Linked DNA regions of Homo sapiens: regions 1, 2, 3 and 4 are each linked to region 5. Evidence: chromatin contacts called from ENCODE Hi-C or POLR2A ChIA-PET data. All regions are on one chromosome and are shown on one strand. Each heading gives the region's core, a stretch centred on a gene start or an enhancer-like site at or near the end of the contact. The rest is flanking DNA. Distances are from core to core; before and after follow the strand shown.

Region 1 (2,700 bases), core at 46-2,545, 460 kb before region 5:
TTTGTATCTGAAAGACAAAGAAATAAAAAGTTAAAAAGATTCTCTGTTAGTACTGATTATTTGGAACAATAAATTGTTTAGAGCTATGCTGTTCAATATAGTAGCACCTAGCAGTATGTGCCCATTAAGCGTTTGAAATACGACTAGACCAAATTGAGATGCACCGTAGGCTTAAAATATACACTGTATTTCTTTCCTTTTTTCTTTTTTTCTTTTTTTTTTTTTGAGACGGAATCTTACTCTGTCACCTAGGCTGGAGTGTAGTGGCGCGATCTCGGCTCACTGCAACCTCCACCTTCTGGGTTCAAGCCATTCTCCTGCCTCAGCCTCCCTAGTAGCTGAGATTACAGGCATACACCACCATGCCTGGCTAATTTTTTTGTATTTTTAGTAGAGATGGGGTTTCACCATATTGGCTAGGCTGGTCTCAAACTCCTGACCTTGTGATCCACCCGCCTCAACCTCCCAAAGTGCTGGGATTACAGGTGTGAGCCACTGCGTCTGGAACTCCCCCTGGGAATATTCTCTACACTGTATTTCAAGGATTTAATATGACAAAAAGAATGTCAAATACCTTATTAACAATGTAGTATATTGATGCATACTGAAGTACTATTTGGGATATATTGGTTTAAATACAATATATTTTAAAATTATATTTACCTTTTAAAAAAACTTTTATTAATGAGGCTACTAGATCATTTAAATTTACCTGTGTGGCTTGTATTGTATTTCTACTGGGCAGTGCTGATCTAGAGCAATTTGAAACTTGTGGTAGATATTTTACTAACCAACTCTGATGAAGGACTTCCTCACCAAATTGTTCTTTTAACCGCATTCTTTCCTTGCTTTCTGGTCATTTGCAAGAAAAATTTTAAAAGGCTGCCCCTTTGTAAAGGTTTGAGAGGCCCTAGAATTTCGTTTTTCACTTGTTCCCAACCACAAGCAAATGATCAATGTGCTTTGTGAATGAAGAGTCAACATTTTACCAGGGCGAAGTGGGGAGGTACAAAAAAATTTCCAGTCCTTGAATGGTGTGAAGTAAAAGTGCCTTCAAAGAATCCCACCAGAATGGCACAGGTGGGCATAATGGGTCTGTCTCATCGTCAAAGGACCCAAGGAGTCTAAAGGAAACTCTAACTACAACACCCAAATGCCACAAAACCTTAGTTATTAATACAAACTATCATCCCTGCCTATCTGTCACCATCTCATCTTAAAAAACTTGTGAAAATACGTAATCCTCAGGAGACTTCAATTAGGTATAAATACCAGCAGCCAGAGGAGGTGCAGCACATTGTTCTGATCATCTGAAGATCAGCTATTAGAAGAGAAAGATCAGTTAAGTCCTTTGGACCTGATCAGCTTGATACAAGAACTACTGATTTCAACTTCTTTGGCTTAATTCTCTCGGAAACGATGAAATATACAAGTTATATCTTGGCTTTTCAGCTCTGCATCGTTTTGGGTTCTCTTGGCTGTTACTGCCAGGACCCATATGTAAAAGAAGCAGAAAACCTTAAGAAATATTTTGTAAGTATGACTTTTTAATAGTACTTGTTTGTGGTTGAAAATGACTGAATATCGACTTGCTGTAGCATCTCTGATAGGCTGTCATCTCTTGTAGGCAGTCATTTTGAGATTTGGTGTTATTTTGTTAATTATTGACTAGATGAGTTCCTTGACTAAATAATCTAGATATTGTTTTAACCTTCTGCTCAGTTTGTATAGAGACTTAAAAGGGATTTATGAATTTTCCAAAAGATGGGCATAATATGGGTATGAAGCATAATGATGTTAATAATTTTGTGGTGGGAACTCATTCAGTTGTGATAGTCAAGGAGTATGCAGATTGAAAAAAATGATTGGTTATTAGTTTTTGACTTCTCAGACTCTAAGGTCAAGATTAGCATTAAAAAGGTAATAGGAAATGTTTACAAATTAAAGTCAAAAAGGTCCTTAAAGCTTTGGCTTAAAAAAATAACTGATAGGTGATTTTCTCCAAAAAGTGATTTCAACATTCTGCTTCTCTATCTATATTACTTGTGAAGTATTCCGGAACTTCGTTGCTCACTGGGATTTTGGAAGAATTATGATTCTGGCTAAGGAATGTTTAAAAATTTTAAGTGAATTTTTTGAGTTTCTTTTAAAATTTTATTGATGGTTAATGAAAAGTTTTTACATTTTAAATATTTCATTATTTGTTTAAAACTTAGCTGTTATAATTATAGCTGTCATAATAATATTCAGACATTCACAATTGATTTTATTCTTACAACACAAAATCAAATCACACACACACACACACACACACACACACTCGCACATGTTTGGAACTATCTTTTAAAGCTCGTATAATAATACCCTACAGGAAGGCACAGTAGATGTAATAGAAACCTGTACCATTGGGGGGCAGTATTTTATAGTGGGGTGGCTTTGCTGTTTTTTGTTTTTGTATTTTTTAGCCTAGCTTGAAAATACTTTCTTTAGCTTACTATAGTTTTTGGGACCTTTGGAGTATCAGCTTTGTTGAGCTCATTTGTGACATTGCAATTTAATGGTTATATTGGGAAATAAAAAAGCTAAAAGAACATAATAGTCTTTGTCTATATCTCACATAAGCCTTTTGGGAATACTTATTGTTAGAACTAAGCAGAAGAGTTGAAAAGGAAATCAGTGAATATTGTCACATCTGAGTTC
Region 2 (2,700 bases), core at 177-2,676, 340 kb after region 5:
TGACTTTCTTTCATGCTGTGATTACCAAAATCTGAAAAACCTACATGTTTTAGAAAGCATTACTTACCAATAATTGCTTACTGTCTATCTCCACCTATTAGAAAGCAAACGTCTTGAGATAGCAAATGCATACTCAAACTTATTAGGATTTCGATCCAGTGAACAGTAGGAGCTCAAAAATATTTGTATTAGGAATGAATCAAATAAGCACTTATTGACCACCTAGATGTACTTTAGAAGACATTAATGTTAAAAAAAAACTTCATATTAGAAAAAGAACCCTTACAAAACTACTGCACTAGAATGAAGCATTTATCTTTTCCACTTTTCAATTGCGAAGTACTGCAATATAGTTAAAGTTTCTGTGAATAAAAAACTATTCTGTGCTGCCCTATAGAAAGTTCCCACCCTTAGTTTTACAAACTTCCCTTCTCTGTATATTCATTTTCTTCTTCTAGCTGCTTGTGCTCAACTCTCCATTGGATTCTCTTTTGCATACCTATCCCAGTTTTGCTTGCTAAACCAGGAACTTTTTGTTTTAAGAAAATATTCAGGGGCCCAGGGGAGGGATAGCATTAAGAGAAATACCTAATGTAAATGATGAGTTTATGGGTGCAACAAACCAACATGGCACATGTAAACCTATGTAACAAACCAGCACGTTGTGCACATGTACCCCAGAACTTAAAGTATAATTTTTTAAAAAGGAAAATATTAAAGGTAATCAAACAGCAGATATTTTCAAATTAGATAACTCTAAAAGATAGCTAAACCTATTAAGATTAGGCAGCTGTTGATGATAAACCTCAGAATAACTTTCTCTCTCCCCTAATACAGAAATCAGAAATCAACTGGCAGGTGCACAAGCAAGATACCAAATTCCCGTTTCCCAGCCAAGCTCCTGTGGTGAAATTGTTCCTTGGCAAATGTCCCTTTTTTTTTTTTTTTTTTTTTTTAACTTTGCCTTAAGAGGAGGAAAAGCTGCCAAATGCCAACTTGGAGAATAGTGTACAAAATGCTAAATATAAAGAGTTGAGGAATATCAGGGGCTATTTTAAAAATTAGTCTCTAATAGAGCCTGTAGTATCCTCATATGTCTAGGAAACAGCATGGCAGTCATGTTGGTTTACACCAAAAGCAATAATTCTAGGTTCAAAAGCCCAATCTACAACAGCGCTAGTAAATCTCAGTATCTTTCAACTGAAGGCCAACCTATTTAACATTTCCTGCACTCAACAGCACAAACTCAGAAAATGAGAAGCTAAGTGGAAAAACAAGTGATCAGTGGAGTTGAAAGTACTTCTGCTCTCTCTTCAGATATGACTTGGAAGTCAAATATTACAATAAAAGAGCTCACCCAAGGCTCAAATCTTGAATAGTAACTCACGCTGGTCATAAGCTCCACAATGGGAGGCTTTGAGGGGCAAAAACGCATGCATTTTGTACCTTGATATTTATGATGTTCTATCGCCACCTCCTGGAAGAAAAGACCAAGAACGCCAAAAAAAAAAAAAAAAAAAAAAAAGGGTGCTTAGTATTAAGGCTTCCAGTGAAGATAAATTTCTTCAATTCTCAAGAAAGGTAAAGACATTCTGCAGCCGCTGACAGTTCCATTTCAGATGAATTAGCATAATGTTGGGCAAACAGCAAACCTAAAAGGCAAATGTTCAAGACTCTAGCGTCAGTTATTTGCCAGCAAAAGATAACATCAAACATATGAGTAATGAGCCTTTAAAGTTGCCAGTCCCCAGGGAAGATTTGAGTTCTCATTAGTAAAGAGATATGAGATCCCATTTTGCCAGAGTCAATAGCACCGCATGAACACAGAGAGATACTAGAAGAATAATTTCCACACTTGGCTCTGAAAATAATCATCCTTATCTTTGCATTTTAAGTCTCAGAATTTGGCAAAAGAGTTCTAAGGATTTTAAAACATTAATAACAAGACTAAGAATGTTCCCAGATGAACTCTTATTTCTCAGACTATCTTGTTGGAGTTATTTACACATATGGCACAAACAAAGCCAAATGAATTGGAATATTTGACTTTCTCTCCACAAGATCTTACCAGTCTTTGTTTCTCAAGGTTTAGTTTGCATAAGGACAAAGGAATACAGTCGAATACTTAAAAGTATTATTTTAAAACACACTTTTATCTTGATAGTTATGTCTTTTCCATCAATATCTCTATTCACTATGTGAAAAAAAAAAGTCATACAACTTCAGAGTAGAAAGCATTTCAGTCCAACCACTTCACAGTCGCAAATCACAAGCTATTCACCCAGGAGGAAGAGCTGCTAAAGTCAATTCCCACTAAATTTCACCAGGGGCAGTTTAAACCTTCTGTTCTGTCTAGACATTTTGCCCTCCTCTGCCCAAACATCCTGACTTTTAAGGAGTTTTACAGCTTAGTCAACTCACCAACATCCTGAAGTAGGCTGAGATTGCAGATTTCTTTTCTGAATACCAATTATGCTTATTTATAAAACACAGAACATGGAGCAGAGAATTTAAGATTTTAGAGCTGCAAGTCACCTTCCTTTTATAATCCACAAAAGTGATTTGCTGTGATACCTGATGGCCTCTTTTGGAAAACAGAAGGCTTGAACACAGCATTGAAATGTGTCAGACTTTCTTTTTAAAATTTTTTCAGCTTCTTTTGAGGGTATATCCTGTAAAGCACTATGAGAAACATCCGAA
Region 3 (2,700 bases), core at 34-2,533, 420 kb before region 5:
GCTTGTGGTCATCTAAGATCTTCTGACTTTTTTTTAAACCTTGGCAAGCCAGGGTCTTTCTATCTGAAATGTACATAATCGATTATTTTTAAAACCTTTAATGCAGGCCTTTAACATTTATCTCTTTCAAATAGTACCTTATTAGTGTAAGCCAAATTTTCCAAACATATTCTAAAGCTAATTTCATCATTGTTTGCTTTATAGTCCTGCCTAGGACCTTACTTTTTAAGATGCCTGGTTCTCTTCCTTAGAAACTAGGGATGGCGGTGTTCCTGTTACTATAATTTGTGCATGGAAAACTAGATTGAGCTCAATTTCATTCCTGGGAAACAACAACTTTCTTAGCTAAAATATAAACCCTAACTGGAAAGCAACTGACCAGAGGTTAAGAATTGCATTTTGAAATAGTAATTGACCACAAATCAAAAGACATGTACTATTTAATGTGCTTGATTGATTTCAAGCTTCCAAATCCTCAAAGCTAAAAACTGTCATCATAATGTACTTAGTTAATGGGTGACTGTATTTTTAGAAAAGCTTTTGACAAAAGGCTAGAAAAAGACTTAAATGCATAAACCAGGGTATTTTCTTGCCTGAGTATTCCATTAATTGAGATTTTATACTTAACACCTTTTTTTTAAGTTTTACAAAGGACCATGAAATTGTGATCCCTGTGAGGTAGATGGGCTATTTTTATTTCACTTCTAAGAAGATCAAGGTATAAGGTACCTATTTCCTCGGATGTTATGAACCCAAAGAATATAATGATGACATTTTGATTTTCCACCCAGGCCTTTTGCCATGACTTTCCCAGCACTCACGTCAGATATCTTCATTCACAATTTAAAAAGAAGAGTTATGTCTCAAGGAGAAAAATCTAGGTAGGAACAGATAGAAACAGTTTTACATAGAGCTCAGCTAATTGTGTGAAGTTGGTGGTCATGAAACTGTGGGACTCTGAATGTTGGTTACACCAAGGCGCAATGTGGGCAGAAGATGCTTCCTCCAGGCAGCTTGGGCAAACTGTTTAGTGCAACACCCTTGCTGTGTAGGCTTATTTTTAGCAGAAACAGGGACCTTGAACTCATCAGCTCATTTTGAGTTCAATATGAAATCTGAACCTAGACCCGAGAAGATGCCTACCTGTGTCCCCACCCGCCCCCTTGGTGTGCTGCCAGAAAATGTTTACTCAGAGCAGCAGCTGAAGTCTGTTTGGGAACCTGCAGCCTGTGTACATCCGACTAGTGACCAAGATGCTTGGGTGTGTGCTGACTCATTTAAGAACAACTGATTTAGAGAGCTGCTGGGGTGTGGGTGTTAGTGTGCTGTGGTTCATTTTCCAGCATGCTACCAGAAAAGCACTGGATGGAAGTGGCAAATGACAAAGTCAAAACACAGTTACTGTACTGTTCAGAATATAGACAGCAATTTCCTTTCTAAATCTGTCTTTTAGGATGCCCTAGTCATTAGCATCTGGATTTGGCAATATTTTAGAAATATTTAAATATAGCTATGTTTAATGAGCACTTACCACATGCTAGGCATTTTTCTAAATGTTTTACAGGCGTTAAATCATTTAGTTCTCATAGCCACACTCTGAGTTATCTGTTCTCATCTGTCATCATGGCCATCTTGCAGTTGGGGACAGCTGAGGCTTGGGGATATGTAATTAGCTTAAAGATACCAGAGTATCTGTGGCAGAGCATGATATAAATCTAGGTCTGACTCAATGTCAGACTCAATATGACTCAAGTCTATATTGTTAACCTGTTAAATGTTACTGAGGTTTTGGTGCTATTTAAATAGAAATAAATGGGTTGTGCTTAATGTTCAGTAAATACAATTTCTATACCACTTTCTGATTTTTTTTGTATATGGATATATATGAAATAGAAGTCAAGCGTTTGTCCATTTAATCTGAAAATGTGCACTCAATTGTGATTAGGTGTAGGAAGATGGTGCGACGATCTTTTTACACGTGATGGATTCTTAAGTCTTTTTAATTCTTTCAGGTGGCTGATCTCTGTTCAGGGATATGTCAAACAACCCTTCTTTCTCCAGCAGGCAAGAGGCAGGTCTGGGTGGGACACTCTGGGCTGGGCTGGGCCTAGCTTCTGGAAACACCCAGGGATCCCTTAAGTCATAGCCTAAGTCAGGGTCCTGGGGCCATTGAGAACTCTTCATGGTTAAGAAGGGGGGATACCTGAGGGTAAGTTAATTACTCCAATGGCATAAATCAGTGTTTCAGACATACATTTAATCATCTGTAACAACTTTTGTTGACCCTATCTTAAGGTCATTTGAATCTTTTTCCAGAAGCCTATTGCTCTTGGCAATCTGAGGGATGGGGCAGTTAGAGACAGAGGGCTTTGACCCATATGTCTCAGGCCTCATCAGCATGACTACAGAATAGAGACATTTATTTATTTATTTTGTAATTGCCTAAATTACGAAATTGTGTACTCCCCTCCTTTTCTTGCCCAAATGCTAAAAACTGGAACCCCCTACCTCAACTGCTCTCTCAGTATTCTGAGAGCTCTCAGTGTCAGGTTTCACTGTTCCTCCCTCCTCCACTCCCCAGGTCTCTGTCTTCCTCTGCGCTGTCATGACCTTCGGGGCTGGGCTGCTGTGATCATCCCTGCCACCTTCCAGAGACCACTCTCATACCCTCTGCTTGATCTCAGAAAATAGACCTCTGCC
Region 4 (2,700 bases), core at 68-2,567, 290 kb before region 5:
AAAATTAGCTGGGCATGGTGACAGGCACCTGTAATCCCAGCCATTGGGAGGCTGAGGCAGGAGAATCACTTGAAGTCAGGAGGCGGAGGTTGCAGTGAGCTGAGATCGCGCCACTGCACTCCAGCCCGGTCGACAGTGCGAGACTCCATCTCAAAAAAAAAAAAAGTATTAATGTATTTCAAACCCTTAGGTGTATAAAGTTTCCTTTAAAAAAGGATTAGAAAGCTTCTATTGGTCATATAAGATGTTCAGATGTTTCTATTTTTGTTACTACAAGCAAAACAAAGCTAATCGCTCTTAACTTTGTTCCCTTAATTCACTGCCAAAGGTGAGCTCAGAGAGGATTTATATGGACCAGTTCTGACCATTGTAGGTTAAAGACATTTCTTTGAATTTCAGCTGAGAAACATTCTCCCATGCAGCCCTTTTACCAGTTAAGTTGAATAAGCTTGACTTTGTAGATATTGTTTTTAGTTTCATTTCAGAAAAAAAGAACATTAAGAAGTCAATTTAATAAGCAAAATTATTTACGTGATTTAACTTAATTTGGCAATATGGCTGGGAAAATACAGAACAAAACAAAAGCAAATGTAAGAATACATACTTGGAACTGAACCAGTAGTGTTAGCAGTAATTATGCAATTAGTAGTTTTAATTACAATTAAAAAATCACCCTAAATTATCCAAGACCTATGATATGTGACATGGCACTCACCACCTTGAACAACTTCTCTGAATTCATTTTAAAACTGAGTACGGCGCCCATGGCATTTTCTTCCCAACTCATCCACCTGTGACCATGTTAAGAAGAAATTCCCTAGAATAGTTCAATCAAAGCTTACTGTGAACACTCTCACAACTTAATCAATGTTCTACATGTTCATTTCAAGGTTATTCTGAGATCTCAGGAAGGGTTTGTGAGCTTCCTGAAATAGAAGAAGTCTCAGAGGAATTCATCCCCCTGAGCTCAGTGGAGACATTCCAGCCATGCGGGTCTCCTTCCTCCTCTCCACCCCAGCCTTCCTCCTTCTTCTTCCTCCCTCACAGCAGAGATATGACAAACACCACCCACTTACAGTTGGTTCTCCTAATTCCACCCACAGGAGCTAAAAACCTAAAGAAAACACATTTATTTGTTTAAAAATGTAATTTACAAACAGCATTTTCATGAAAAATGTTCTCACCCTCGTTGTGCTAGTTCGTTGTATCTTTTTCTTCCAGGCTTATTCCTTCCCAAATGACTACAGTTTTTGCTGGCATTTCTCTGAAGGTATACTTGAGATCTCTTTAAGAGTCAGAAAAGCTACCTGAAATTGCAGGCAGCTTCCTGTTGGGCTCACGTTTTGCAGAATCCACGCTTGGTGTGCAGAAGGTGGGCAAGGTGTTTGAAAAAACAGGAAGCACCTGTGAATGTGTGAATTTATTTCTGGAAGCAGAAGGCTCCCTCTGAGATGGCTCTAGATGCTTCCTGCTGTTCCACCTATGAGCATTTTGCAAGGCCTTTCAGTACTTTGGGGCTATGAACAGGCTTCCGAATGGCAGGATTATTTGGAAAATCTGGGACACGGTGGGAATTCTGTTTTTTTAATGCAACTTTTCTGTTTTTTTCATGCAACTTTTTTCATGCAACTTTCTTTTTGGGGGATATTGGTTGATATGCGTGGAAATGAAGGTAGACTTTTAATTGCAATGGGGAAGTTAAAACCAAATGAGAATTAGAGATGTATGTAGCTTTATAAGTGATTTTGCTTTCATAAGATCATGTTTGTACTCATTGATTCCTTTACTCAGTAAACAGTATTGAGTGCAAGGCACTGAGATACTCCCTAGGAATCCACCGGAGACAAAACAGTGGTTGTGTGAAGTTTCAGTCCCCTGTTTCAGTCCCAAAATCACCTACAAGAAAGTGTTGTATTTCAAATTTGCATTTTTATATTTGCATGTGTCTGTATGATTTAGTGATGTGTTTAATTGAAATGCTACTGAAATAAGTCTCCTCCTCTGTATGAGGTACTCTAAACTACTGTTGGTGGCTGGCTATTCCAGCTTGGGCAGCCCCTGCCTGCCTTTTCAGGTCATGCATTTGGTGACATTAGTGGCTAATTAGGTTAATCCTGTTCCTTGACTGGAGAGACCACAGCTAATTGCTATCCTGTAAATACACTCTTGGCTGTAGATAAACTGGACTGCAACATGTGTCTGGATTCTTGAAGACCTATTACCAGTCTTTGAGGAAAAAGTGTCAACAGCTTCTGTTCTACAGTTTTCAGTAGCTTTATTTTCATATCTGAGCAAAATCTGGCACAGAGTAAAGAATACAGCTCCCTCCCTCTTTTATATGTGTGTGGCCTCAACAGGTCACGTTGCAGCCAGTTTGAAAATCTCCAAGTAAACAGTGCTGATTTGTTGGTAGACTACGCTGGAGAAAATGCAGAGGGGCTGGGGAGAAAGAAACCTGGGTCTAAAGTTTAGCTCTGCCACTTACTAGCTATGTGAACTTGGGCAAGTCATTTAGCATTTCTCCAAGACCACCTTTTTTTCATGTGAATGGAAATAATTCTCATACTTACCCAAGCAAGTATCATGAGGACAAATTATATAAAGTTTATAGAACATTATATAATATACATCCCCAGGTTCTAGAGATGGATTAGGGTTTGAGCCAAGAGGCATGGGTTTGATCTTGGAAAGGTCATCCTG
Region 5 (2,700 bases), core at 178-2,677:
GAGTTGAGCTGTGCACTTATTTGTGCACTTTCTGTATGCACTTCATACTGCAACAAAATGTTTACATTGTGCAGAACAATGTATGTATCCAATATCTTTCCCACCCATGAGTACAGAACCACACCTGGTTTGTTCACTACAATATCAGCATTCCCCGAACAGTGTCTAACACACATTGTTGCTTGTTGAATGGAAGATTAATGACTTTTTAAGAGAATTTCCTTAATACAGCTGATTTTTTTTTGTCCTCATCAGTGGAGCTATATTTACCCGTTTTATCAGATATCTTTTGATATTGCAAGGCAGTTGTTTCAGGTAGACCAGCTTGCAGACAGGAGAGCTGAGAGCAAAATGCAGTGAGGGAGATGGAAATTAAGCTCCCTGAGGTCAAGAACTTTTATACTGCTTGCTCACAGTGCAAGGTGGTGCTGTTCAGATAACTTTATGTGGGTAAGTCATTTAATCCTCATAACAACTAATGAAGCACCTCACAAATGAGCTAACTGATGAGAAAATTAAGGCTTAGAGAAGTTTTATAACTCAAGTAGGGAATAACACTGCCAGGATTTAAACCCTAAGTATGAGTTTAACTATGGTACTATCTTCTTACCTCTGCACATAGTATGCACTTGAAAAATATTTGTGTAAGAGTACATAATGGACCTCTCCATCATACCTTGTGTTTCTCCTCCCCACTTCCCCACACAGGCATAATTGTGTACTTACGATCTGGTCTCAGTGGTGGCAGTGGGTGGGGGGAGCTGGGAGAAGGAGGGCAAGGGAGCCTTTTAGCCCAGCCTCCTAGTTTAGACAGGGTCGCAGACATGGACATTTGACATCATCCCCAAGTGAGATTATATGTGCAGTAACTTTCACTCGTCTGACTGGAGGGAGTTGTCCCTCACACAACCTTAAACTTGGGTCCCACTGCCTATAGTATACCCTGTAGAAATGCTTCTTTATGTTGAAATCTTTTGAAAAGCAAAATAATTACATTGCACTTACTTAAATGCATGTGTTAAGACTACTAATTTCTTAAACATAAACATTAAAAAGTATACCACAGTGTTTGTAAGTCTGTCTTGGCATTTCTTCACTTTCTAACACATCATGAGTATTAAAAATAAAAAAACGGAAGTGGCTCAGGCACTTCTACTTCAGAGAGACCCTGACTAATGCCTAAGAAGTTGGTTTCTGTGTGCACGGCAGGATTTTATCTCATGCCAACCAGGGGTGTAACTACTGCTACATGGGGAGACACAAAAAGCCCTTGGGCTAATGTGAATCAGTGAAACCCACAGAAAACTGAAAGCCTCATTCAATTTCAACTCTTTACCATGCAAGGCTTATTGCTAGGGTGGCTTTAAATAGTCACAGAAATGCTTGATTTTACTTTCACTTCCTTCCTTCCCCATCTCAAACCTCTGTAGAGGTTCTTAGGAGGTTTCGATGACTAAATCAGATGATAACAGCAACATCTTTCACTTAGACAGACTTTACAGAACCTTTCGGTTTGGTCTCCTTTGGTCCCCTCAAAAGCCCAGGCAACAGCAATGACTACTGTTGTTTGATAGTCCTGCTGACTAACAACCCCTTCTCTACCCCAAAAAATGTGGGAGTGACTTTTCCTTTCATTACAGAATACTAAACAGCCAAGAATGGATCTCATTCCCCGTGATGGGGAGAAGAAAAGCAATACAGTCCAAAGGCTGAGAACCTTAGTATTGCCTTAAAAGTGCTTTGCTTATTGATGCCTTCACCTTCAATTATATGGAAAATTTTTTAATGCAGTTTAACAATTTTACTGTTTTCATCTACTGAAAAAAAATCAATCCAACACTTCTTTCAACATGCACTATAAGCTTGTGAAACTGTCCATGTGAACGAGGTGAAGGAATCAATTTTTATTTATTGAAGAAACCAAAAGTGGGGTAGGGGTGGGAAGGAATACATTTGGCAGAGGATGAAGCCATGTTACTTCAAAAGGGGAAAAAAAGAATATAACATAAAAGGGAAAATATTTCAAATTTGTAAGGAAAAATTGTTTTCACCAGAAAAATTTCCTCATGCTCTCATTTTTGTTTGGCTTTGTCTACTCATGGCATTCCAAGCAATCTGTCTCTTAGCACCACAGCTGTGAAATATATGCACTTACGGAGACTTCCCGGTTAGCCTCTTCACATTTCACTGGGTTTCATTGTGTGCAATGTCTTGCCATTGACTCTCACACTGTGCTGTGTATACTGTTTCATAATTCTGTTTTACAGAATAGCATTTTCATCTAATAGAAGTTAACATAATAAGGGAAATGGTGACAATAATATATGGTCACTAAACCATATTGCCATTTTGGAACAGTTTATTATGTACACTATGATCCATGTTATTCTAAAAGAATGGATGCATTCATGAGTAAACATAAGTACAGACTTTATAACAGAAATTTGCCTCTACTAGATTAGGAGTTGGCAAACTTCTTTGTCAAGGGCTAGAGAGCAAATATCTTAAGCTTTGTGGGCTATGCTGTCTCTATCTCAACTACTCAACTCTGCCATAGCAGGGAAGGCACCCAGAGACAGTACACAATATATGTAGACAGTAGACAGTGGACAATATGCAATGAATGACTGTGGTTATCCTAAACTTTATTTACAAAAACACACGGCAGTCGTGTTTGTGACACAGAGATGTAGTTTCCTG

The links. A loop is a pair of places that touch in the nucleus more often than their neighbours do. ChIA-PET counts read pairs that join two places held with the same protein, here RNA polymerase II (POLR2A). Pooled maps may share reads with other maps.
Region 1: a loop to region 5 is called in a pooled map, with 12 times the contacts of the local background. The contact joins the promoter of IFNG here to the enhancer-like site in region 5. A Hi-C loop is called at or near these places in 5 of 37 single-sample maps with no recorded cell type and 5 of 50 pooled maps.
Region 2: a loop to region 5 is called in a map of CD8-positive, alpha-beta T cell, with 4 times the contacts of the local background. The contact joins two enhancer-like sites. A Hi-C loop is called at or near these places in 1 of 168 maps with a recorded cell type or tissue (CD8-positive, alpha-beta T cell), 3 of 37 single-sample maps with no recorded cell type and 8 of 50 pooled maps. POLR2A ChIA-PET finds 5 or more read pairs at or near these places in 1 of 52 experiments (OCI-LY7).
Region 3: a map with no recorded cell type shows a loop between it and region 5 (18-fold over the local background). The contact joins two enhancer-like sites. A Hi-C loop is called at or near these places in 9 of 37 single-sample maps with no recorded cell type and 11 of 50 pooled maps.
Region 4: a map of OCI-LY7 shows a loop between it and region 5 (3-fold over the local background). The contact joins the promoter of IFNG-AS1 here to the enhancer-like site in region 5. A Hi-C loop is called at or near these places in 1 of 168 maps with a recorded cell type or tissue (OCI-LY7), 12 of 37 single-sample maps with no recorded cell type and 11 of 50 pooled maps.

Annotation. Positions count from the first base shown.
Region 1 is chr12:68,158,335-68,161,034 of GRCh38, reverse strand. IFNG (interferon gamma) reads left to right here and starts at 1,295. Exons shown (of 4, transcript NM_000619.3): 1 at 1,295-1,533. The coding sequence starts at 1,420.
Region 2 is chr12:67,354,802-67,357,501 of GRCh38, reverse strand. No RefSeq gene overlaps it. Among named protein-coding and RNA genes, the nearest start is that of LINC02420, 86 kb to the left of the region's middle. Within about 2 kb of position 1,426, at least 2 of the 41 ENCODE cell types and tissues checked have a DNase peak (open chromatin) inside an H3K27ac peak, as active enhancers do.
Region 3 is chr12:68,118,439-68,121,138 of GRCh38, reverse strand. No RefSeq gene overlaps it. Among named protein-coding and RNA genes, the nearest start is that of IFNG, 40 kb to the left of the region's middle. Within about 2 kb of position 1,283, at least 2 of the 41 ENCODE cell types and tissues checked have a DNase peak (open chromatin) inside an H3K27ac peak, as active enhancers do.
Region 4 is chr12:67,988,064-67,990,763 of GRCh38, reverse strand. IFNG-AS1 (IFNG regulatory antisense RNA 1) reads right to left here and starts at 1,317. Exons shown (of 4, transcript NR_104125.3): 1 at 1,185-1,317.
Region 5 is chr12:67,697,623-67,700,322 of GRCh38, reverse strand. No RefSeq gene overlaps it. Among named protein-coding and RNA genes, the nearest start is that of LINC02421, 31 kb to the left of the region's middle. Within about 2 kb of position 1,427, at least 7 of the 41 ENCODE cell types and tissues checked have a DNase peak (open chromatin) inside an H3K27ac peak, as active enhancers do; they include OCI-LY7, where a contact is called at or near this core.